2 separate regions of the Homo sapiens genome follow, and region 1 is linked to region 2. Evidence: chromatin loops called from intact Hi-C (ENCODE). Cell type or tissue: heart right ventricle. All regions are shown on one strand. Links, peaks and the distances in the headings refer to the core of each region. The heading gives the core; the rest is flanking DNA. Region 1 overlaps KATNIP (katanin interacting protein). Region 2 overlaps KATNIP (katanin interacting protein).

Evidence for each region. Peaks named below come from ENCODE experiments on the same cell type or tissue, not always from the same donor. Only the 100,000 strongest peaks of a DNase experiment are listed, where the experiment ranks them.
Region 1: a loop joins it to region 2, with 2.3 times the contacts of the local background. A loop is called at or near these places in 3 of 110 quality-filtered maps.

What each region holds. Positions count from the first base shown.
Region 1 is chr16:27,635,550-27,646,040 of GRCh38, forward strand. The region is part of intron 5 of KATNIP (katanin interacting protein); the gene reads left to right. Among named protein-coding and RNA genes, the nearest start is that of KATNIP, 91 kb to the left of the region's middle. RefSeq lists enhancers at 1,271-1,771, 5,571-6,212. In heart right ventricle, for the core only: a CTCF peak has its summit at 4,401 (motif pointing right); no DNase peak of the experiment used is centred there.
Region 2 is chr16:27,759,565-27,770,055 of GRCh38, forward strand. KATNIP (katanin interacting protein) reads left to right here. Exons shown (of 28, transcript NM_015202.5): 19 at 1,849-2,026; 20 at 6,745-6,910; 21 at 10,297-10,454. Among named protein-coding and RNA genes, the nearest start is that of KATNIP, 210 kb to the left of the region's middle. RefSeq lists enhancers at 442-501, 9,873-10,491. In heart right ventricle, for the core only: no CTCF peak of the experiment used is centred there; no DNase peak of the experiment used is centred there.

The DNA.
Region 1 (10,491 bases), core at 1,911-6,910, 120 kb before region 2:
AGACATGTATTGATACCCAGCAGGGCCCAGGCACTGTGCAAGGCTCTAGGGTTCAAAAAAAAAAAAAATTCAAGAAGGCTCAGTTCCTGCCTTTGAAGCTCGGGCTGTGAAGACATGGGGACTGCTTAACTGGGAGGAGGGTGTGACACCTGACTTCAAATACATGGATGGCGGGCCTGGCGGGGTCCAGAAGTTAACCACTTGAAGCCTGTGGGTCAAACTTGCCCCCAGATAATGGTTGTTGGGCTCATACAGCTTTTAAAAGACTTTTCGAAGCTTGCCAACATTTAAATTAACAAGATTTTATATTAAAAATATATCTAGCCAGGTGCAATGGCTCATGCCTCTAATCCTAGCACTTTGGGAGGCCGAGGAAGGAGGATCACCTGAGCTCAGGAGTTCAAGACCACCCCAGGCAACATAGTGAGTCCCATCTCTACTAAAAATAAAAAAATTAGCCAGGCATAGTAGCGCACACCTCTAGTCCCAGCTACTGAGGAGGCTGAGACAGTTAGGATCGCTTGAAGCCAGGAGTTCAAGGGTGCAGTGAGCCATGACCGCACCACTGCACTCTAGCCTGGGGGACAGAGCAAGACCCTATCTCAAAATCAAAAATCTAGATCTCTTCTTCCCTGGAAAAAATGGAAAAGTCTGGCCCCCACGCTGGGCCATCCTCCTCCCCACTAGGCAGCCAGCAGCAGGAGCCAAGTCCAGCTACTGCCTTTGGATAGGGCATGAGCTTTCCTGTTTGCCAAAGTCCCCACCACTCCCCAGAGCTTCAGTGGTGAGGCTGAGTGGTAGCTGTGGTTTATTATCAGATTTAGGCTATGATTTCTCTTATCTCGTGTTTCCATTTCCCGTCTGGTTCTTTGGGGCATTTGAATTTGTAGCCCCTGGAGAGTGGAAGGAGTAGGCTTTGGACTGCTCACTGGCTGTGTGTCCTGGAGCTGGCTGTGTAACCTCTCTGAGCTATGTACGTGTAACCTCTGTGAGCTGTGTGCCCTGGAGCTGGCTGTGTAACCTCTCTGAGCTGTGTGCCCTGGAGCTCTCTGTGTAACCTCTCTGAGCTGTGTGTCTTGGAGCTGGCCATGTGACCTCTCTGAGCTGTGTGCCCCAGAGCTGGCTGAGTAACCTCTCTGAGCTGTGTGTCTCGGAGCTGGCTGTGTAGCCTCTCTGAGCTGTGCACCCCAGACCTGGCCATGTAACCTCTGTGAGCTGTGTGCTCTGGAGCTGGCCGTGTAACCACTCTGAGCTTTGGTTTCATCATCAATGAAACCTCCCAGGGCTGCTGGAGGGGAGCATGTGCAGCGTGCATTACAGGTGGTCTCAGCAGGGGCTGCCTGCTGCTTCAGGTGGGAACAGGTGACAGACAAGTCCAGAGGAATGGCTAAGAGCATAGACCCTGGAACCTTCCAGCAGCCCCAGTGCAAAGCCTTGGCTCCGCCTCCTGCCAGCTGCACAGTGGCTAAGACGCTTAACCCCTTGGTGCCTGCGCTCTCATTTGTCATGTGAGGTTGGTAATGGTAATTAATGAGGGCAATTAATGAGGATCAGTGGGGTCTGTGTTTGGAGAGAAGCTGAAGCAGTGCCTGGCACAGGAGAAATAGTGAATGGTGCTGCCTGTTGTTGTTTTAATCACAGAGGGGCAGATGGGGAGGGCAGCTCAGCCTGGAGGCCTCAGGGCTCTTCACTCTAGTATGTTCCTTTGCTCACTCATACTTTACTTCTTTCATTCCGTGCTCATGTATTGAGCACATACTCAGTTTTGGCACTTACAGATGCCGGGTTCCAAGCAATAAGTGAGGCCAGCCCTGCTCTCCTGGAGCTCATGTTGATGGGGAGCGGGTGGGGAGGTTGGGAAGGCAAAGGACCAAAGGCAAGCAAGGGAGTCGGAAGACAGTGCTACGAAGGAAGGACAGAGGACAGCAGCCTGAAAGAGAAGCTGTCGGGGGAGCGCTCCTTCAGCGAAGGTGGGCAGCACAGCCTCCCAAGGGGCCGCATCGCAGCCAGGGCCTGAGAGTTACCTGGAGCCAGCCCCGGAAAGATCTGTGGCTGGGGGAGGCTTTCAGGTGAGGGGACAGTGAGAGCAGCGGGCACTGGGCACAGGCTGAGAGGAGGCAGGGCGATCAGGACAGGGTGGCAGAAAGGGTGGGGATGAGGGTGTCAGGGTTGCAAGTAGGAAGAACCGGCCATGCAGGGCCTAGAAGACCACAGGAGGAAGTTTGGATTTCAATCTAAATGTGAGAATTTCCAAGAGGGTTGAAACAGTAGAGCGCCACGTTTGGGTTCATATTTTGGGTTCATGTGTGCAGAAAGGACCGCCCATGGGAGCAAGGGGCTACAGGAGGACCAGGAAGCCTTTGAAGCAGGGCTACGTCTCTCTCCACCAACCTTCCCCAGCCCCCGTCCTTGCACTTCTGTTCCCTGTCCCTGAGCTGCCGCCAACTCGTAGCTTCAGTGTTCCCCTGATCCATCGTGCCTTCTCCACACACGGTTTTACACTCCCTCCATATTTGTTAGTTGAAAGTTTCCAAGACAGAGACAGTCTGAATCTCTCAGCTCATCCCTTTCTCAGGGCATGGCCTGGGCTGCTGCTGCTTAGCCTGGATGAGGCACCCCCTCCTACCTCCATCGGCTATGACTAGAGCCCCTCAGAGACCAGTTCATTTGGTGCAAACCCTGCCTGCCCTGGCCACATGAGCAGGAACCATGAGTCCTATAGCTTCTTGTCAAGAAGGCTGGAGGTAGCAGAGTGAATAGACTGGGGGTGCCAGCTATACCATTATTACCGTCATGAGGAAGACAGGCTGGATTGGTTTGCTCTGGCTCCAAGAAGTGGAGTTAAGTCCAAAGTTTCTCCATGGTAGACAGTCCATGGAGACAGAGTCTTGGGTCCATGGGATGGAGAGGAAGACAATCTTTCTATCCTAACCCTTTTGGATGGGCTCCTGCCATGCTTAGGGGCAGCCAAGGTAGGCAGAGTGGTCAAGGCAGCCAAGTCCCCAGTGGCCAGTGGCCAGTTCTCAAAAGCTGCTCCACCAAGAGAGGGACCACAGTCCTCTCCCGGTCTTGGGGTTTCACTTGTAGGGCCATGCCAACCAGGAGGTATCAGTGGGGCCACACGGTCGCCTTGTGTATTCACATTGGTCAGCAGGGGACACCGTGGTGGGATGCAGTGGTCCCAGTGCACAGTGAGCACCTGCAGTCCCAGCCTTATTCACAGTCCACACAGCCCCCTTGCCTCCCCATTCACCCTCTGTACTCTCCTCCTGGCTGTCTTGCTGGATTTTTTTTTTTTTTTTTTTTTGAGACAGGTTCTTGCTATGTAGCCCACACTGGTCTTGAACTCCCGGGCTCATGCGATCCACCCACCTTGGCCTCCTAAAGTGCTGGGATTAACAGACGTGAGCCACTGCGCCCAGCCCTGAAACTCTCTTGAATCACACACCCTGTTTCTACTGACCAAGCCCAATCCATTCACCGCCTCCAGGAGAACAGGTTTCTCTTCTTACGGTCTCACCCAACAATAAGAAAGCACATTTGGGTAGAGCTGCCCTGACAGGAGGGGCTGCGTCAGGTACACTGGCCTCCAGATCCCTTGACCAGAAGGTCACAGAGTCATCCCAACTCTGGCTCCTGGCCAAGAAGCCGATGACTTCCACCTGTAAAACCCTTCCCAAGCCCCTCAGATTCCTGGGGGTTTGGGGAGGATCATGGCGATGGCTGTGTTGGGCTCCCGAGCTGCCACCTTCCCTGTGGAATGGGCTGGTGGTGATGTATGGCCTCTTGTTCATACTGTCCTTTTCCCCCCACCACTTCTGGGCCTTAGATCTTTATGCTGCTATCTGTGGATTAAGATTTATGGCTTCCTCAGCCTTGTAATACTTGGGTGGACAGCGGCCTAATCAACAGAGCCGTCGTTTACCAAAATGCTGTCAGATTTGATGAACGTCATCGGCTCTTAGCATTAAATTGCTAGTGAAGGGATTGGCCTTCCAGCAATTTACTGTGGGGTGGGCGTTCCTTAAAGGTCTCTAAAGCAAGTTCATTGCAATTATTAAAGCAGAGGCTTTGCTCTCACTCAGCCACCATATCCTGTGTCCTGTTGTGGCCTGTGCAGCTTCAGCACCTTCAGAAAATCTCACAAGTAAAAATGGGAAGTGTTGGGGGCCCTGTCTCTTGTTATCTTCCTTCTGAGTTCTGAAACCCTTGCAGTGAGGACGACAAATGAAACAAGCCGTAAAGCATTGGCCTTTCCAGTGACCTTGCACAACACAGACTGTCAGAGTGGGGAGCACTGCTATTTCTAAGAGATCAGACAAATCAGGGATGAACACATCAAGTCAGCCGGACCTCCCAACCCTAGACCTACCTTTGTCAGTGTTTTAGAGCTCTCGTACCTCTAGAGGGAGCCATTTGCATACTGCACAACCCACACAACCATATGGGGCAGCCCCCAGCCTTGCTCTTTTTTTCTACTTGACAATAAGCTTTAATGCACACCTTTTAAAACAGTTTGCGAAGAGGGGTGGCAGATATGAACAAATAACTCTAGGCATGAACTGGGCTGAGTGTGGGCCAGGTATGAAATAAGCTGGCCTTGGGTTGCAAAAAGGAACATGGATTTGGGGATGTCACTGCTTTTAAATCCTCCTCCCCCATATGATTGATACTGCAAGGGTCTACCCAGGTCTGGGTGCTGCAAGTAGGCAAGAAAGAGCAGCCGCTTTGAAACACCCACTCAGGTACAGCAGCGTGCCAAGCGGGGAGCTAGCCAGGTGCACAGTCATCATCCCTTGCAAGGGCGTGGAGGTGGGAGGCAGGGAGCCATGCACGGCCTGGGGGGCTGGGTTGGAACCTGCCAGCCTGGGCTGCTCACTGGAGGTGAGCCTTCCGTGTGGGCAGGGCTGCTTTCAATCTCCTCCCAGTGGTGGCAGAGGAGCCTCCCTGGGGCTGGGGGCGGGAGAGCAGGCCAGATGGAGGGACTATTTATTCCCCTCTCCAGCACCCACTCAACATTAGAAACTCTTTCTGGACCACATTAATTTTGTCACATGTTGCTTCATAAACACATTCTCCCATTATGTGTGCTGTGTGACCTCCTTGAGGGCAGGGCATTGGTTTTTAATTTTTTTTTTTTTTTTTTGTATCTTCCTGTGTTTTCAGAACCTTGTATGCAGTCGGCGCTCAGTAAAAGCTTGCTGATTCAGTGCCTTAATGCCGACTGCAAACCTGGGTCCTGACACCTCTGCGAGGTGAGCAGTAGTGCTAAAGGGAAGACGGGAAAACCACAGACGAGAGAGAGGCCGGGCGCGGAGGCTCACGCATGTAATCCCAGCACTTTGGGGGGCCGAGATGGGTGGATCACCTGAGGTCAGGAGTTCGATACCAGCCTGGCTAACGTGCTGAAACCCTGTCTCTACTAAAAATACAAAAACATTAGCCGGACATGGTGGTGAATGTCTGTAATCCCAGCTACTCGGGAGGCCGAGGCAGGAGAATTGCCTGAACGCGGGAGGCAGAGGTTGCAGTGAGCTGAGATCGCGCCATTGCACTCCAGCCTGGGCGACAGAGTGAGGCTCTGTCTCAAAAAAAAAAAAAAGGAGAGAGAGAGACCTGGGCTTTCCTTGAACATTAGAGCTCTCTTTCATGCTTTCAGTTCAAATCCAAGGCTAGCAGAATTGTTCATCCCGATTCTTGGTTATCTTAAGTTCAGGCACGTTTGGGTCCAGGAGCTCAAACGATATAATGACCTATTCTTCATCTCTCAACCCCCCCTGTGCCCCATGTGGTACCAAGACAAGCCACCAGCAGCTGCCCACTTAGGTTCCGCCACCCTGCTACCACATCTCTTCCATGCCCCAGAACCAGTCACCCAATCACTGGGGGGACAGGGGAATCGCATGCTCTGATTGGCTAGGCCTGGGTCACGTGCTTCCACCCCTTGGGAGGACTCAGTGCCATGTGAACCTCTTAGGGCCCGGGCAGGAAGTGGGGAGCAAGACACCATCTCAAAAAGCGAAAACAGGGTGCTTTTACCAAACACAGGGGAGTATGTGCTGGACAGGCAGAAGCAACGGCTTCCACCACAAAGCCTTGTCGATCTCCTGATCTTATGCTATTGGAAATTGAATGTGCGTGCGTGTAAATGACCTGGGATACTGCTCAGGTTTACATTCTGATTCCCAAGGCAAAGGAGGGGCCTGGAATTCTGCATTTCTCACAAATTCCCAGGAGATACCAATGCTGCTGGTCCGTGGACCACACTTAGAGTAGCAGGGCCCTAGTCCAGGCCCCCTTTTTCTGGACAAAGGACTAGAAACCCATGGGGAGGCCAGGCCGCACCCTAGGCCCTGGCCGGTGCTGGTGAGTCAGGCAGCTCCTCAGGCCTGGGCCCCGTGCCCCGTGGTCCCTCCTCCTTGCCCCTTCTCGAGCCATCTCTTCCCCGGCTAGAAGGCCTCCTGGTATTTGGATGTAAATTGAGTAGTTTCTGGGGAGGAGGGAGGAGCATGCTCTCCTGGGAGGTATGGTAGAAAATTGCGGCACTATTCACAATAGCAAAGACTTGGGACCAACACAGATGTCCAACAATGATAGATTGGATTAACAAAATGTGGCACATATACACCATGGAATACTATGCAGCCATAAAAAATGATGAGTTCATGTCCTTTGTAGGGACATGGATGAAGCTGGAAACTATATGTCCTTTGTAGGGACATGGATGAATGCTGGAATCATTCTCAGCAAACTATCGCAAGAACAAAAAACCAAACACCGCATGTTCTCACTCATAGGTGGGAATTGAACAATGAGAACACATGGACACAGGAAGGGGAACATCACACACCAGAGCCTGTTGTGGGGGGCCTGCTGTGGGGCCTAAAACTTAAAGTATAATAAAAAGAAAAATTCAAATCAATGATGAACTTCAAAGCCGTTACAGCTTCATCCCAGTCGAGGTAGGAAGACCTCCAGGAATCTCCGGGCCTGGAAACCCCCGGTTTTGGTTATATGTTCCGGGTAGTGCTTTCCCTCCACAGCCCTAGCGCCGAGGGTAACACATGTGCTAAGACCGAGTTGATAGGGCCTGGGAGGAAGCTGCGCCATATGTGGAGCTGGAACCCAGGGCAACATGGGACACCAGGGAAGTTCTCTAATCCCAGTCCAAAGGCCTCTATAGCCCAGGCTGGACACATTGTTTTTTAATTTTTAAAAAATTTTTTTTTTTTTTTTTTTGTGGAGACAAGGTCTCACCGTGTTGCCTAGGCTGCTCTCAAAATCCTGGCCTCAAACAATCCTCCCACCTCAGCCTCCTGAAGAGCTGGGATTAGAGGTGTGAGCCACCACACCCAGCCCAGGTGGGACACATTTATTCTTCAACACGCCTGCTGGGGGCAGTACAGCATGGTGATTTAGAACAAGAGTTCATCCACAACTACAGCCCTTGGGCCAAATCTAGCCTCAGCCCGTATTTGTAAATAAAGTGTTACTGGAACACAACCGTGCCCATTTCTTTAGTCATTGCCTGTGGCTGCTTTTGAGCTGCAATAGGATTGCTGAGTATCCTAACAGAGACCATATAGCTTGCAAAGTCTAAAATCCTTCTGGCCCTTTACAGGAAATGTTGGCCCATCTTTGGTTTAGTGTCAGGCCTGTGATTAGGCTGTGCAACTTCCTCGCTGTGTGGCCTTGGGCAAGTGGCCTACACCCTTGTGACTCAGTTTCCCCCTTGGGTTGCTTTGAGAACTAAATGAGCGGCCAGGCACAGTGGCTTACACCTGTAATCCCAACACTTTGGGAGGCCAAGGCAGGTAGATCACCTGATGTCAGGAGTTCAAGACCAGCTTGGCCAACTTGGCAAAGCCCCGTCTCTACTAAAAGTACAAAAATTATCTGGGCCTGGTGGCGGGCACCTGTAGTTCCAGCTACTCAGGAGGCTGAGGCAGGAGAATTGCTTGAACCCAGGAGGCAGAGGTTGCAGTGAGTCGAGATCACCCCGCTGCACTCCAGGCTGGGTAACAGAGTGAGACTCTGTCTCAAAAAAAAAAAAAAAAAAAAAAAAAAAGAACTAAATGAGTGAATGCACCTGAGTGCTTGGAGTGGCACCCAGTGACATGGCACGTAGTGTGAAAGCGTTGATGGGTGAGCGGGGCATTGTGAACTTGGATCAGAAAGGAGTTCTGTCCAAACTACTAGAGTTTGGTAGGTCAGTAAGACTCTGACATCATTTTCTTCATCATCTAGATAATCCTTATGTTTACTAAACCTGCAGGGAATTGAATATTACAAGGGGTGAAAGGTTCTAACCCCAGGGCTTCAAGGGAAATGCATGCCCTAATTACCACCACCACCACCACCCCTTTTTCTTTTTTATTTATTTATTTTTTTGCTGCTTCTAGGACCAGTTCTAGGAAATTGCTTTTTCTAGGGCCAATTCCTCCCTAGTCCATCTTCCAGAGACATAATCTTTTTTTTTTTTTTTTTTTTTAAGCAGGGTCTTACTCTGTTGCCCAGGCTGGAGTGCAGAGGTGCGATCTCGGCTCACTGCAGGCTCCACCTGCCAGGCTCAAGCGATTCTCCTGCCTCAGCCTCCCGAGTACCTGGAACTACAGGCACACACCACCACACCTGGCTAATTTTTGTATTTTTGGTAGAGACAGGGTTTCACCATGCTGGCCAGGCTGGTCTCGAACTCCTGATCTCAACTGATCCGCCCTCCTCAGCCTCTCATAGTGCTGGGATTACAGGCATGAACCACCGCGCCCAGCCAAAGATGTAATCTTGATCATGCCGTCCCCAGCCCCTCTTAGCTCCAGAGCCTCCTATAATAACAGCCCTCGTGGGCATCTGGCTGGGTGCCAGCCCCATTCACAGGCTCCCACGGAGACCTTGTCTCTCAATTTCCTCCTGCATCATTTTTCTTTTAGTCACTTGTCCTTCTCTGAGCCCTTCTTTGCTCACTTTTTCTTTAGAGCCAGGATCTCGCTTTGTCACCCAGGCTGGAGCATAGTGACGTGATCATAGCTCACTGCAGCCTCGAACTCCTAGGCTCAAGTGATCCTCTTGCCTTGCCCTCCCAAGTAGCTGGGACTACAGGCACGTATCACCACGCCCGGCTAATTTATCTATTTATTTTTTTAGAGATGTGGTCTCACTATGTTGCCCAGACTGGTTTCAAACTCCTGGACTCAAGCAGTCCTCCCATCTCAGCCTCCCAAAGTGCTGGGATTACAGGCAAGAGTCACCTTGCCCAGCCCCTAAATACCCTTGAGTACCCCTTTTGTGAGTCTTGGAGTTCATGCACATACTCTGTGTCCTGTTCTATCTTTCAGTAACAGGGCCAGGAGAGGGTGAGGTAAGTAAGGCACCTGGAGCAGAATATTAAAGGAGGCCTCATGCTCAGATTTGTGCATGGACAGGTTGGTGCCTGAGAGTGAGACTCCCTTAAATATCACACCCTGGGCACCTTGCTCCCCTCAAGCCAGCCCTGGCCCTGCTTACTGAGTCCAACACAGCCAGCTTTACCTGTGGCCTTGGAGCAGGTGGCAGTTTCTCTGGTTCACTACCAGAGGACATGGTTGGCTGGCTTTTGGGGGCTATGCCGAATGAAACATACACCTGAGAGGCAGTCTGGTGACCTGTGCAGAGTTGATGCCGTGTAAATAGGTACAGCCCTGTGGTGCTGTGTGCCAAAGCCCCAGCCGAGGGCTCACCTGCGTCACTGCGTGTCATCTTTGTGGCAGCTCTCTGATGAAGATTCATGAGTGGTGTCTTAACAGATTTGGAAACCGGGCTCAGGGAGGCTAGATGACTTGCTCAAGGTCACACAAGGAGTAGGCATCAGAGTTCCAGGAATCACGTAGCATGCCGGAGTCTAGAACCTGGGCCCTTCACCACACAGGAGCCACGGTAACAGAAACACAAAAGTAACAAGTGCCCAGAGTGGGTTAGCAAGTGGGATGGAGTTGAGCTGCTTGCAACAGAAACTAGATTGCTGCATCTTAGAGAACATGGCTCCTGTTTTCCTCATTTGTGAACAGTGCATTTGGAGGCAGGCTGGTGGCATGGGTGGGTGGTGCCACCAGTAACCCAGCTTCTCTGTTGCGCTGGGCCATCTTTGGTGTGTGGCTTTCTTCCTCATTCTCACAAGATGACTGCTGTGTTCCCAAACATCCCATCCACATTCCGGTCAGGAAGAAGGGTAGAAGGGTAAAGGGCAGAAGTCCTGTCTGCACTGAGTCTCTCCTGATTACCAGGAAAACAGAGTTTTCTCTGAAGCTCTGCCTCGTAGACTTCTAACCACTAGCATTGCCACACCTGGATCTCGTGGCCATCCCTAGCTGCAAGGGCCCCCAGCAATGTGACCGTCTTAGTGGGGCACATGGCCACCTCAGTAGAGTCAGGCAGCTGACAGATACCAGGTAGGCAGAGAGCATTGTCTCCAAAGCTAGGTAGGGTTTGGATGCATGGAAAAGATTTGGGAAAATG
Region 2 (10,491 bases), core at 2,516-7,515:
CGAGTTCCTGATCAGCAGGGAGGTGGACCAGCAGCTGAATGACCTAGGACATCTTCACCCACCCGTCTGGCAGTGGGGAGGCTGCTGGCCAGAGAGACAGGTGTCTGGGTTAGCTGGGCTGCCTCGCATGGCAGTCTCAAGCCCCGAGTGCTTTACAGGCTCTGCTTGCCTCACGTGGGCTTCTGTCCCAGTGTTCAAAGCAAATCACGTGACCCAGAGTCAGGAGCAGAGAAGGAAACTCCAACTCTGGATGGGATGAGGGGCAAAATCACATTGCAACAGCAGGGACACGGGATGGGACGAGCTTGTAGCCACTTTGCACGTGAATGATGCGGCGAGAAGCCCATGTGCAGGGTGCCGTGCTGGCCACATGTTTTTTTCATCTGCCCCAGAGATGCTCAGAGTTACCTTGGCACCACGAAGGAGGAAAAGGATCTGAGGGCTAAGTTACAAAAAGTATGTTGGGAGATGTCAGGGGCGTGGGAGAGAAAACCAAGCTCCAGGGAGGTCAGGTGACCCAGCCCCTCTTCATGGCCACAAAGAAGTCCTTTCACCTCTCTGGGCTTCCAGTTCCTCATCTGAGCTGCAAGGGGGTGGTGCCAGATGACACCCTGCTTCCTTCTGCCTGCTCTGTGGTGCTGGCATTTCTGTGAACGCTGCAAAGAGTGAGTCTTACACTTAGCTACCCAAAAGGGTGCTAAAATATGCGGCAAATTCTCTAAGGGCAGAAGGGTTTATTGTGTTTGGTCTTGCTCTAATGAGACACCGTTAAGGAAAGAGACGTTCCAGCCAATTATCTGACAGGGCTTGATCAAGAGATTCATTCCATTTGAGTTTCCTGGGCAAATGAATGACATCTGGGCTGTTTTGCCCCAGGGCCACAGAAGGTCACTTCTAAATGGTCTCTGATCGAGAGAGGATGGGAGCAGAGGCAAAAGGATGGCGGTATCACCCTAGGTCACTTCCTTTACTCTGAGCCCACGTGAATGTTTGTGATAGCAGCCAATTTGCATAAAATGTCAGTTTCCAGCGCTGGGGCTTACTGATACAAGTCTCCATGTAGTTGCTGGTTTAATCATTCCATCTGTACTGAGCTCCTACTGTGTGCCAGGCACCATGCCAGGCTCAGGACACAGTGGTTTAGAGAAACAGATGGGGTTTCTCCCTCAAGGAGTTAGGCATCTGGCGGGGCAAGTGGGTATTTACCAAGATCACGCGATTACAGCAGTGACCAGGGCTTGGAAAGGGAAGTGTACAGTGGCATGGCAGGTTATCAATGGAGGTTTGACCTGGTCAAAGAACTCAGGAGGGCTTCTCTGAGGAAGGGAGCTGGGATCTGAAGGGTGCTCACAAGTCAACCAGGCCATGTGAATTCTAGGGAGGGGTGACAGCACATTCAAAGGCCCTGTGGTTGGAGAGAGAGGAATATAAATACGAGAAACTGAAAGACAGCCTGGGTGGGGCCTAGGGTCCCTGGTGCACAGTGAGGTCAGAGAAGTAGATAGAAGTCTGATGGGGAATGCGTTGTTGGCCAGAAAGCATGGGAAGCCACCAAGGATGTTCAGTGTCGGGTGGGACAGCACAATCTGGTAGGCGGAGGAAGGACTCAGGGCTATGTGCAGGTTTAACCCTCGCCCATGCAGCTTACCGTTGTTTCCTGAGCACTGACAGTGGCCTGGGCCCAAGGCCACCTAGAGGAAAGCCACAGAGCCCACCTGCAAGGCACTTTGGGTCTGGGTTGAAGTTGCTAGAATATAGAGGCCGAATAGCATTCCTCTTCCTGTCTTCATTTTAGATGCCTCCTCTGGAGCCTCTGGTGCTAATGGGCCACTTCTCTTCCTGTTGCAGGCCTTCAGCTGAATTTCACTGCCTCCTGGGGAGACTTGCACTACCTGGGGCTCACTGGCCTGGAAGTGGTGGGCAAGGAGGGCCAGGCGCTGCCCATCCACCTGCACCAGATCTCTGCTTCCCCCAGAGACTTAAATGAGCTCCCCGAGTACTCTGACGACTCCCGGGCCCTGGACAAGTAAGTGTCTATCAGAAGCTTTACTTTCATGCCCACTGGGTTTTGGGGACATTGTTCTGCCTCTGAGACTTCAGATTCAGACATCAAATAGAATCGCATATGTCCCTCCCCTGGCCACCCTGTGAGGTAATGTGGTCAAGGGAAACCGAGGCTCAGGAAACCAAGGCTCAGGAAAGAGAGGTGGGAGGTGATTCTCCAGGGCCACACAGCTGGAAGTGTCAGGCGGGATTTGAAGGCGGGTTCCCATGCTTCCAGACACAGCCATGGTCTGCATTTTCTTCTCTGTGCTTAGCAGAGCGTCTCGCACACAGTAGCTGTCTGTAAACCTTTGCAGTGGATGGTTCAGAGTTTACACATGAATGACCCAGGCCTCCCGGGGGCTGAAAGCTCCCTCTCCCCTCCTTGAGGTTAGAGGTGATGGCTCAGGAAGCCTCCACAGGCGGTGGTGGCTGCACTTTCCCCTGCACTTGTCAGATTTCATAAGCCAAGGTTGCGTCAAGTCAGTAGGTGGGGAAGCCTCAAATACAGCATTGATCCACATGGACCTGCAGCCCACAGACCAGCACTCAGTTCCCCTGCCCTGCACAGCCAGAGGGTCTGGGCGCTGCTTAGAGGTGTGAACTAGGGGAGTCAGAGGGATGGGAGTTCAAATCCCGCCTCTGCCCCATGCCAACTATTAGGTAACTTTCTTAACCTCTTCAATAATAACAGCAATGCTAATAATAATAACTGATCATATGACTGCCAGTTTTTGAGCACTTATTAAATGCCAGGCACTGGGCTATGCGAAGCAGGTGACACATGTTCATCCATTGAAGCCTCAAACAGCCCTTTGAGGAAGGGACCATTATGAGCCCTACTATACCGATGTGGAGACTGAAATATGCAGAGGCCACCTAGACTAGTGCAGTGGCAGAGTCATGATTGGAACGCAGGCCTGTGGCATACCTACCATCCACTCACTTAACCACTAAGTTATACTGTCTCCCCTGCCTTGGTTTCCTTATCAGTAGAATGAGGAGTCATTCCCATGGCATGTCACATTGCAGCCACATCCCTTGGCCTGGTGCTGAGCTCATGCAGAGTTGGTGGCAGGCTTCTCCCTGCTTTTCTATAAGGTGGCCCTGAACCGTGGCCTCACCCCCTGCTATCATTAACTGCTCATGGGCCCCTCTGACCACCCCCAACATCCTGGCAAGTCACTCTCCTGAGTATTTAGGCTTGGAGCCTGGAGACCTGGCTCCCAGTCAGCTGGAAAAGTGATCAACGCACAGTGCGGCTTATGGATCCTTCCCACCCACTCACCACCCACCTGCCAGATTATCTGTTGGCAAATCCCAGGCCTGATAGCATTTCCTCTGTCAGTATTTCAGTGTATACCTCTAAACAATAAGGGATTTAAGAGAAAACATAATCCTGGTACCATTGTTATACTTGAAAAAGTTGCCTGTGCGCAGTGGCTCATGCCCATAATCCCAGCATTGGGAGGCCAAGATAGAAGGATCACTTGAGCCCAGGAATTCGAGACCAGCCTGGGTAACAGTGAGAATGTGTCTCTACAAAAGAAAAAAAAAATTAGCCAGGCACTGTGGCACATGTCTGTGGTCCCAGCTCCTTGGGAGGCTGAGGTAGGAGGATCACTTGAGTCCAGGAATTCAAGACCAGCCTGGGCAACATAGTGAGACTATGTCTCTACAAAAAAAAATAAAAAATAAAAAATAAATAAAAAAAAGTAGCCAGGTACTGTGGCATGTCCCTGTAGTCCCAGCTACTTGGGAGGCTGAGGTAGAAGGATTGCTTGAGCCCAGGAATTCAAGACCAGCCTGGGCAACATAGTGAGATTGTGTCTCTAAAAAAAAAAAAAAAAAAAAAAAAAATAGCCAGGCATTGTGGCATGTGCTTGTAGTACCAGCTACTCAGATGCTGAGGTGGGAGGATCACTTGAGCCCAGGAGTTCAAGGCTGCAGTGAGCCGTGATTGTGCCACTACATTCCAGCCTGGGCAACAGAGCGGGACCCTGTCTCAACACAAAAAAAAAAAAAAAAAAAGAAAGAAAGAAAAAGTTAACAATGATTTCTTAAATTACCAGATATCTAGCAGATTCATAGTCCCCACACCCACCCTTTTTAACAGTTTGCTCATTTGATTTGAGATCCAGATAAGGTCTATGTGTTGTGATTGGTTGCTATGTCTCTTAAGCCTCTCTAGGTTCTCTTTCCCCTTTTTCCATTTTTTTCTTGTAAATTACCTGTTGAAGAAACCAGGTGGACCTGAATTTTACTGGCTGCATCTCTATGGTATTGTTTAGTCTGCTCCTTGCTCCCCTGTATTTCTAGTACATTGTTAATTAGATCTAGAGGCCTGATCAGATTGAGGTTTGACTACTAGGGCAAGATGGCCCTGGGGACATACAGAATAGAATGTCTGGTTGCCAGGCTCTTTGTGATGTTGGAAGCCAGTCATGCTGGCGAAGTCCATTAATTCATTAGGGGTTGAAAAATGGTGGTATTTTCACCTACTATTCTTTTTTAAATTTATTTGCTGAAATAACTGCAATAAAGAGAGAATTTCCCTCAATTATTTGGCTACTCTGTGGTGAAATTCAGATGGGAAAGGCAGCCTAAGTGTTGGATTCTCTCCCCTCCTTTTCTTTTTGGCTTTCCAAATAACTGTTTCTCTAGCATCGTCTAAAACGTGTGTTTCTTTTTAGGGATTATTATGAACTCATGGATTTTAAACATACAGTACTGCATTTGAAGAGTCAATTCTTTGCAGTGTTTATCCTGATTGATGTTTAAATCATTCCCTCTTGGATGCTGGGAAGTCCTGAATCCTTTTAAACGGTCACCTTTCTTGCCTTCTGATGTGACAGATGCTTCAGGCTCATCTGGTTTATTTCTTGTCCCAGACCTGGCATCAGCCATTTCTCCAAGAAGCCCTGGTTCCTTTTAGTGGGTAATGGTATTTAGAGACCATAATCTGGCCACTAGGGATGCTCACTGCTACTTGGTCCGTTGCTGTTTCTAGGCTTTTTTATGGATAGAGCTAGGAATTCATTTAGATGTTCTTGAGAGTGTCTGTGGAGTCTTCCTTTCACTGTCGGCTACAAATGCTCCAGCAGTTCTCTCTGCTCTCAGAATTGGGCAGGTTTGCTATGGAGCAGCCCCATTTCTAGGACAGAAACATAATTGCCTTTAGAAGGAAATAGAAGGTTCTCTAGTGGTCATCCTCAGTCAGCTTAGTTCCACAGACACTCCAGTGTGGAATTGCTGAATTTCCTCAGTTTTAAGATGCCAGCAATTGTCAGACACACCATCCATCAATTTAATAACAGCCTTTTAGGGAACAAAGAAACATTGCCTCCTTGGGTAAACACTTCGATTATGAGATTTTTTTTTTTTCCAAATTCACAACTTTAAAATGTAAAAGGAAACAAAAAGTTTCTTTTCAAATCTAGGAAATGTGGCAGCAGGCCAAGTTTCTCCCAGTACAGCAGCTGTGAGGTACCAGGAATCCAGGGTGTGGAGTGGGGAAGGTTCTAGAAAATGGGAGGGAGAGGGAGGTTGCTCAAAAGGCTGCCAGCTGGGCCCTTTTTTCCAGGACCAGGCTTCTGAATGGCAGTGCCAGACACGTGGGCCAGAGCCACGAGGACAAGGGCCTGAGGCCTGGGCTGAGGCATGCTGGGCAGTCCGGGGAAGCGAGAGGCACGATTGTCCTTGGGACAAACACAGGCCCACTTGAGGATGAACAGGATGTCCCAAGCAAGGGAACCAGAAACTGGCCAGGACAGGAGTGCGATAGGGCTGAGGTGACAAGCTCAGAGTGCCAGCTGGGAAGAGCATGAGGGGCTCCCTCCTACAGGTTAGAGGCTTCCCTGGGATATCCAGGCCATGCGGTCACAGAGCATGGTCCAGCCAGAGCAGCTCCCACAGTCACCTGCCCCTCCTTCTACTTGTTCCAAGCCAAGAGCTGCAGAGCTCACCTGGTGCTTTTGTACCTCTCTCCCCCAGCATGGGAAGGAAGGGCTACACTTCTTTCCAACTATGCTGTAAAGCCAACACAGCAAATTTACAGAAAGTTTGGAAACTTGAGAAAAATACTCACCTCCATACCCTCTGACCCAATTATGTTTTTCACTTTTGCACACTCTCTCCTGGTCCTTGTCCTCATTTCTCAGCTTTATAATCAGTGTCCTGCCTCCTCCATGTGACTGCAGTGTCCTCATGATGGCACCTTAACCCCTGTGAAATTTACTTAACCATTTCCTGATTTTGAGATCTTTTAGGTTGTTATCCTTTTTTAAGCTATTGTAAATAACACTGTAATGAGCATCTTGGTTCGGATAGCCTTTCCCATATATTGAATACATTTTCCTTCTGGGGAAGAAAATCCCAGAAATGGGATCACTGGGCTAAAGGATTCTGAAAAATGGTTCATTTTCCCTTTTAAAAAAAAAACAAAAACCCTGATGATTGCTTTTCTGCACCTTTAACAGCATAGCCTTTTTTTTTTCTTTTAAAAAATGTCTCATTTCATAGATGAGAGACGACTTCTGACTGTTGTTCTCAGCAGTCACACCTCCCCTTAACAAGCCTGACACAGCCAGGCTAGTGCCAGGCAGTGGGGACGTACTTGGGGCCGAGGGGGTGGGGGCCCCACTGTGATGCCTCCTGTGCCCACTGAGCCGCCCCCCTGCCGCTCCGTCCCCATTGCTGCAGGTTAATTGATGGCACCAACATCACCATGGAGGATGAGCATATGTGGCTGATCCCCTTCTCGCCGGGGCTGGACCATGTGGTCACGATCCGCCTGGACAGGGCCGAAAGCATCGCAGGCCTGCGCTTCTGGAACTACAATAAATCTCCCGAGGACACCTATCGCGGGGTAAGCTGGGGAGCAGTGGCCGTGCTCAGTCCAGCATCAGGGAAGCAGCACCTTGATGAATGGCTGGCGTGGCAGCCAGAGAGGAGCATAAATCCTCCAGAATTTTCCAAACGGAGCTGGGGGCGTTATGTCCAGGGAGAGAGAGAGCTGCTGTTTCCTTCTGCAAATGGCAAATGCAGGCTAAAGAGCGCAGGGCATTTCCAGGGAACTGCACAGCACCGTTTCTCCTGGTGCTGGGGGGTCCTAGGCAGGTCCAGGCCCCAGCTTGCCATGGTCAGTTTTGTCCCTCAAGTCCCTTGAGTGCTCGGGTGGCCAGGCCTCTGCTGAGGGCTTCACGGGCATTCATTGTTTCACTGGATTCTCATTCCAGCCAATGGGAGGTGGGTGTGATTACCCCCATTTCTTAGGGTCTAAAACTGAGGTCCAGGAAGGTTCACTTGCCCATCCAAGGCCACACAGCTGGAGTCTCCACCTTGGCCAGCCAGACCTGGAGCCCACATTGTGATTTCCGTGTGATGTTTTGCTGAGTGAGAAGCAGCAGGGGGGCGCTTCTGAGACTCAGCCTCGGTGGGAATGAAGAAGAGAGCCTCGGAAGAGCCCTTTTCTCTGGCTTTTCTGGCCTCAGGTGACTGAATGGGTGCCCTCCAGTCATGTAAAAGTGACAATGAGGCCACCGAAAGGTAGCAATTCAGCTAGGGCCCTACTATCAGGAGGGCCTGAGTCTGAGTCTCAGCTTGGACCCAACCAGCTGCGTAACCTCTGGCACGTGGCCTGCCTTCCCTGGGCCTGTCTCCTCATCTATAAAATGAGGAGGGAATAACACCTGCCACGGCGGATTGGCATCACCGTTGCCAGGTAACAGTTGACAAAGCCAGGACTCAGCCTCAGGTGATCCCCAGATCTGGGCTCCCCACCATATACCCACCATGGAATTTATTCTAGGGCCTTAGGAATTGTATCACAGACCAGGTGTAGAGGCTCACGCCTGTAATCCCAGTACTTTGGGAGGCTAAAGTTGGAGGATGGCTTGAGCCCAGGAGTTCTAGACCAGCCTGGGCAATACAGAGAGACCCCCATCTCTACCAAAAAAATAGGCAGGCTTAGTGGCACACACCTGTAGTCCCAGCCATTCAGGAGGCTAAGGCAGGAGGATCTCTTGAGCCCAGGTTGAGGCTGCAGTGAGCTATGATCTCATCATTGCACTCTAGCCTGGGTGACAGAGCAAGACACCATCTCAAAGAAAGAAAAATGAAAAAAAGAATTGTGTCACATCTTACAGCAGGATCGGCAGCCCCTGGCCCTCCCCGTGTAGCAGGAGCTTAGCCAGCATGCTCCTCTGAGCAGGCCGGTCACAGACCCTCCCAATGCCGCCCTGTGTCTCTATGAACGCTCCCCTGGGTTCAACACATTGAAGAAGTCAGATATATTGACATTAAAAAACAGCCTTCTGCCTCAAGTTGTGCCTTTGGGCCTTAAAATTCCCTTGAGCAAATCACAGTCTGTCTGGTAGAGCTTCTGTGACCTGAATTCACCATCTGGGGATGTTGGGCTGAGTTCCCATCTCACAGGTCTGGGCCCCACCAGCCAGACAATGGCTACAGTGGGATGAGGTGGGGGTGGGGGGGAATGGGCACGTGGCCTGAGATGGGAGACCCCCACTGCAGTGAAATGGGTGCTTTGACTCAGATCCCACACCCCAAAAGGCCTTCCCGAGCACCAGGGGTCCCTGACATGTGGTTGGAAGCCAGGGCCCTGGACTCCTGGACTTGGGGCTTCAAATCCCTTCAGTGGCCCTCGGGCAAATCACTTAGTCCCTGTGAAGTTTAGCTTCCTTCCCTATAAGATGGAGGTGGTGATAGAGGTCACCTCGAAGGGAATGAGCAGAGGACATGTGGCCAGCTCTGCCCAGGGAAGTCAGGGATGCTTCCTGGAGGAGGTGTTGGCCCTGGAGGATGGACAGGGGCTTCCTGGGCCTCTGCTTTGCCATCACTGAATCTACTTTTGGGCGACTCTGTCCAGGGCACACTCTGGCAGCTCCAGGCTTATGTCCTGCTAGCTCCAAGCCCAGCAGAAGAGAAAGCTCCCCTTTCCAGGCAAGCCAGCAAAACCCCAGGAGTCATGCTGATGGGCCCGGCCATGTTTCAAGTTCAGCTCAGGGGGCCCAGGTAGGAATCCCCCTTGAGGAAAGCAGATGGAGAGATGGAGGACAGGGACCAAGTTCTAGTGACAGCCACGCCCGAAGCCAGGTAGCACCACACTTCAGGTTTACTTGTCCTGTAACTGACATAGAGGGGCTCCCAAAATGCTGAAGGAACGAGGGGCCCCAGGGGCACATGAGAGCCAGGTCAGGGACCCTTCCTCCCTTCCTTTCTGCAGGAGGAGCGCCTCTGCCTCTCCCTAGAGGAAAGGCACCAGTTGGATCAACAGCTGCACCCATGTTGCTGACCACGAATGTGGGCTAAGGTGTCGAGGAGAACCAGGCTCCAAAATCTGAAATCAGAGAGTGATGGCTGTTGCCCCTCCCTGCCCATAGAGCAGGTGGTGGCTGGGCCGCCTCAGACTCTACCATTAGGACTTTGAAACTGACCAGTAGAACCTGGCCATCTGGCTGGAGAACTCTGGCTAGAACAGGGAGAGATGTTGGCTCAAATCCACGTGAATCCTGCAAGCTCTTAGAAAGCATCTGCTGTGTTCCAGGCCCTGAGGCAGACAGAGAGGTGGTCCAGCCAGAACCTCTGCCATAAGAGAGACCCAGAAGCCACTGGGATGCTGCTAGGCATACAGGCCCAAAAAGGATGAGCTCAGTGCCATGAGAAGGAAGATCAGAAAGAGGCCTGTCCTGTCCTAAGGGAGAGCTCCCAGAGGGGTATTGATGTGTGAGCCAGGGGTTGAAAAAGGAGTGATAGAGGCTAACATTCACGAAGTATACAGTTTGTGCCAGGCTCTGTTTAGGGCACTTTACGTAGGTTAACTCATGACCGTGCCCATTTAACAGATGAGGAAATTGAGGCATAGGGAAGGTAGGTAACATACACAGCTACTAGTGGTGCACATGGAAGCGCCTGAGTCCATGCCCTTGACCTCCATCTCATGCCGCCCCAGGCCGCTGCAGCTGTTGAGGTGGGCGAGGCCTTGGCCAAGTCACGTGCCACCCCTGAAAGCCGTGGACCAGTGTCCGCTGTAGCAGGGGGCTCGCCTGTCTTGTCCTCTGCTACCTGCCCAGCGCCCACACAGCACCTGATATGGGAAATGGACCTCGGTCAGGTGGCTCTGCGAAAGGCTCCCCATGGTGAGCACAGCTGCCAGCAGCTCCGGTCACGTCAGCACCGCTTCTGTCCCCACATGGCCTGCCTCCCTTCAGTCATGTTATTTCTTTTGTTTGCCAGGCCAAGATTGTCCACGTCTCCCTGGATGGCCTGTGCGTCTCCCCGCCAGAGGGCTTTCTCATCCGGAAGGGGCCAGGCAACTGCCACTTTGATTTTGCTCAAGAAATCCTCTTCGTGGACTACCTACGGGCTCAGCTGCTGCCCCAGCCGGCCAGGAGGTGAGGAGAAAGTGGGCGCCACACACAGCCCCTCCCG